2 separate regions of the Homo sapiens genome follow, and region 1 is linked to region 2. Evidence: chromatin loops called from intact Hi-C (ENCODE). Cell type or tissue: K562. All regions are shown on one strand. Region 1 overlaps IQCH (IQ motif containing H). Region 2 overlaps IQCH (IQ motif containing H).

Region 1 (2,500 bases), 130 kb after region 2:
GAATACATTTATTTCAGAGAATGGAAAAACCAAAGTCTACAGAAATATCATAATTCCTTCTTGTTCACTGCTGTATACCCAGCACCTAGCACCCTGTCTAGCATATAATAGATGTTCAATAAATATTTATTTAATGAATGAATGAATACTTCTCTAAATCCCCCTCTAGTACTCTCATTTGCAAGATCTCCCCTATCTCTGTTTTCAAGATATACAAGGTATTCACCAAGGAAGCTCAATGAGATTTACTTTTTCTCTTTAGGGAAAGTATTTTATTTATATGGAAGAAGGCTAACAGAGTATATCTAAATTAAAATGTAATACGCCTTTGGTATTAACAGAAGTACCTATTATTCAGTGTTTTAAAGTGCTATAGTGGGCAGATTGTTAATCACAAGTTAATGCCTAGTGAAGGGAAAATACATCCCAAAGGACTTGGAAGCATTAAAGTAAAAGACCTTCTCCCTTTAAAAGGGCTGTATCTTTGTGTCAATGAAAGAGACCTATAATATGCAAGTAATAGTAATGATGATGGCAATGATGATGACTTCTACAATAAGCACATGGGCAATGATGACAAATTTTTCCAGTGAAAATTACAATTCTGTTTCTTAACACTGATAGTGCAGGTAAACTAGTGGCCAACTTTGCTATGTATATATTACCATTTGTGACTGTCCTTAAATGTTTGGTTAACCCCCCTTACACTGTAAACCTTCACACTGAGAAATATTGAACCCAAGCCTAAATATCAGCTCTTGGGTAGGATTTTGGTTGATCTGCATATAACGGACCTAATTCCTCTGTTTACATCAGCTGTTCCCCCAGGACTTCCTCAAAAGATGCCCATTCTCATCATGGAGCTCTTTGCTTCCTTTCAAATGAAACCAAGACACCTCTCTGCACTTAGGGATCTTTAACTTGAATCACCAGAAACATGGCCAGGGCGAGGAAAATCTGGACACTCACACTGCACCCTGCTGTCTCCAGCAGGTACTACATTTCTGCAGGACTCAGGAGGGCAGGAGGTAGGAAAAAAGGAAAAGGCTCCCTACTAATGCCAAGAAAGACCATAAGATTCTTCACCTATGAGCATTTATAGCTTGCCCCAGCATCCCAAAACAAAGCTGAAAGTTGTTTCTAGTTCCAGCTGTCACCTGTGGTCAAGACTTTTTATGTGATAAATTTTCTCTTACAAAATTGTCCTTCTCCGATCCCAGCTTTATTGAGGTATAACTAACCCAAAAAAAGTATTTTTATTTAAGGTGTACAACATGATATTTCAATATAATATACCTTGTGAAATGATTACCACAATCAAGCTAATTAACATATCCATCATCTCACTTGGATGTGTGTGTGTGTGTGGTCAGAAGTTAAGATCTACTCTCTTAGCAAATTTCAGGTATATAATATGTGGTTATTAACTATAGTCACCATGCTATACGTTAGGTCTCCAGAATTCATTCATCTTATAACTGAAGGTTTGTACACTTTAACCAGCATCTCCCCATTTCCCCCACCTTCCGACCCCTGGTAATCACTCATCTACTTTCTGTTGCTATAAGTTTGACTTTTTTGGATTCCACATGTAAGTGAGATCATGCAGTATTTGTCTTTCTGTGTCTGGCTTATTTCACTTAGCATATTATCCTCCAGGTTCATTCATATTGTCATGAATGACAGAATTTCCTTCTTTTTTAAGGCTAAATAATATTCCAATGTGTATATACATGCATACATATATACACACACACCACAATTTCTTCATCCTTTCATCTGTCATCAACTGACACTTAGGTTGTTTCCACGTCTTGGCTATTATGAATAATGCTGCAATGGACACGGCAGTGCAGATATCTCTTCAAGATTTTATTTTCTTTGGCTACGCACTCAGAAGTGGGATTGGTGGATCATATGGTAGTTCTGTGTTTAAGTTTTTGAGGAACCTCCATACAGTTTTCCACAGTGGCTGTACTAATTTACATTCCCACTAACAGTGTATAAGGGTTCCCTTTCTCCACATTCTCACCAATACTTATCTTTTGTCTTTTCTTTTCTTTTCTTTTTTTTTTTTTTTTGAGACGGAGTCTGACTCTGTTGCCCAGGCCAGAGTGCAGTGGCGTGGCTCACTGCAACCTCTGCCTCTAGGGTTTAGCGATTCTCCTGCCTCACCTACTGAGTAGCTGGGACTACAAGCGCGTCACCACGCCTGTATTTTTGTATTTTTTTTTAATTTTTTTGTATTTTTGTATTTTGTATCTTTGTTTTTTTTTTAATTTTTTTTAATTTTTTTAAGCTAATTTTTGTATTTTTAGTAGAGATGGGGTTTCACCATGTTAGCCAGGGTGGTCTCGAACTCCTGACCTCGTGATCCACCCGCCTCTGCCTCCCAAAGTGCTGGCATTACAGATGTGAGCCACTGCACCCAGCCTTCTTTTGTCTTTTTGATAATAGCCATCTGAAGAGGTGTGAAGTGATATCTCACTGTGGGTTTGAT
Region 2 (2,500 bases):
TCTCAAAACAACAACAACAACAACAACAAAAAACCATGCTATTAAAAAGTAAAAGGAAGATTTGGGATATCTGTTAAAGACCTTACCTAAACGTATCTATGCTTATCTAGCATACATTCTGTAGATATTTTTGTAGCCTTCTTCACTTTGACCTTAGGCACAGACCCTTTATAAATGCTTATGTCAAAGAAATAGATGGATCATGAACAAATCTGTCCAATTCCTACAACATTTTAACAACTGCATCAGATCACCCTCAAAACTAAGACACTTAATTGAAAGGAAAACAGTTAGGTTGCTCACAATACTTCTAACCTCCTTTTTAAAAAGTTGCGAAGCCTACATATTTTGACTCCATTTTTATGAAATGTCCAGAATAGATACATCAGGAGAGACAGAAAGTAGATTACTGGTTGCCTGGAACTAGTGGGAAGAGGGAATGGGGAGCAATTGCTAATGGGTATGAGGTCTCATTTTCGGGGGATGCACATGTTCTGGAATTAGATAGTGGTGATGGTTGTGAATATACTGAAAACCACTGAATTGTACACTTTAAAGGGGTGAATTTTATGGTATATGCATTATATTACAATTTTTAAAATCACAAAAGACTAGAAATTATTAGTAATACCATATTCCCTACGTGCCAAATTATTTTTTAGCCTCAAATCATAGAATCCCAAAGCTTGGGCATGGTTCCTCAAGAGACCATTAAGTCTAACATGCATTTTGTGAATAGAGAAACTGACTTCCATAGAGGTGAAGTGACTTACCCAAGGTCACACACAGCAGTCGAGAGGAGAGCTGGCACCTAGGTGTCCTGACAACTATCTAGTGCCCCTTGCCACCACCACTATGTGGCCCACTCTCATGGTTTATCAAGCATGTCAACAATAACTAATTTGAATTATTTAAAATGAGGAATAAGTGGTTCAGACAAGAGGCTTTTATTTTTTTCTAATGAAAGCATAAATTATTCTTACAGATAAGAGAATCTCTGTGAAGGAGTAGATAAATTTGTTGTGGTAAATTTACCAGGCCCAAACTGAGATTTACCTGTAAATGTCCCTAGAGGAAAGTGGCCACATTAACAGACCAAGGGAGCCCTCTACCTGTGTATTTGTAGTATAGATTTCATTGACAAAATCCTTGACCTGGAAAGCTAAAAAGAAATTAAGACCAGGTATTCTATCTAGTCCTTTGCCCACCTTGGTTGGCTTCCAGCATTATTTTTAAGAAAATGTGTCTGAGGATGTATTTGTGGGAGCAATGGGATACACGGAGGAAAATCTACACAAAGTTCCTTTTCTGTGAATAAAAGGGACTGATTAGCAGCCTAAATAAAAGATCCAAATATATTTTTTTCCAGTGAGAATTTCATTAAAATAATTATTTCCAAAGAACTTTAAACTCCTTTGAGGATATAAAATGTTAGTAAGCATTTTTGTTCATCCAGCATGAAAGTTTCATTGTTTCTTTGTTTCAGCGAAAGATAGGGTTGAATGTAAAAATCTTGCAGGATCCTGAAAACATCCACCACAGAGCTGCTGTAAATGCGAACTATGGAATCAGTTTGCCATATATTAATCAGAGAAAAGCATGTGTAAGTAATGAGTTGTTTTAATGAGCTCTTATTTTTTTAAGAAATAAAAGTCATTTATTAGTAGTGTAAGATGTAATGTAGATGTTAAGTAAAGATTGTGATCCTTTTGTCTTTGGAATTTTTTGGAGATGAAATGGCTCTCATTCTGTTTATAATTAGCAATGATTAAGAAAATGTAAGCCTGTTTTTGAAGACTTATTTGTAGCTCATTCAGATTTCTCTATTTTATTTGATATTCCTAAATAATCTAGTACCATAATTTTAACGAGGAAATAATTTACCAGCAAAAAGAATTAATAGAGAAATTTTAAATATTGTATTTCTTTGATAGTAGGCTTACCACTAGAAAAATCCAAATAAAACAACAGCACAGAATCCTCTTCCATTGTGTATACTGTCATAATATGCAAATATTTGAGAATATTATTCTAAATCTGAGGCAAGCAGGGACTAAGCCTTTATGTCAGCAAAATAGTGAGAGGGAAAAATAGTCAAATGTAGATCTGCAGTAAGAGATCTCAGAGTCAATGCCATTTTTGCCATTGACTAGATGCTACCTTGTCCTAAAGCAAGGATTGTACTCTATGTTGTGGAGTTTTCTTAGGAGAATTAAGAGTAGTGCTTCATTTTAGCTGGGAAATTATTTAATTTGAGATCATTTCTAACACTGAAAACAATTACTGAGGTAACATCTCTATTTTTTTAAATACATTTTTAACCTTTGGCTTCTTTCAAAAGCTCTTAAATGTATGCCTTGGTGAAATCAAAACTAAAAACAAGATTAATGTTAGGATTAAATTGCAAAGCCATTTCTAACTAGCATAATAGTCTCTTAGGTTAATCTTCCAAATTTCCTACACAGACATTTTCAACTGCCTACTTCATTCGTGTAACCCT

Evidence for each region. Peaks named below come from ENCODE experiments on the same cell type or tissue, not always from the same donor. Only the 100,000 strongest peaks of a DNase experiment are listed, where the experiment ranks them.
Region 1: a loop joins it to region 2, with 2.9 times the contacts of the local background. A loop is called at or near these places in 5 of 110 quality-filtered maps.

What each region holds. Positions count from the first base shown.
Region 1 is chr15:67,432,721-67,435,220 of GRCh38, forward strand. The region is part of intron 16 of IQCH (IQ motif containing H); the gene reads left to right. The region is part of intron 3 of IQCH-AS1 (IQCH antisense RNA 1); the gene reads right to left. Among named protein-coding and RNA genes, the nearest start is that of C15orf61, 87 kb to the right of the region's middle. In K562, a CTCF peak has its summit at 970; a DNase peak (open chromatin) is centred at 971.
Region 2 is chr15:67,302,853-67,305,352 of GRCh38, forward strand. All of the region lies in intron 4 of IQCH (IQ motif containing H), which reads left to right. Among named protein-coding and RNA genes, the nearest start is that of IQCH, 49 kb to the left of the region's middle. In K562, a CTCF peak has its summit at 1,101; a DNase peak (open chromatin) is centred at 1,099.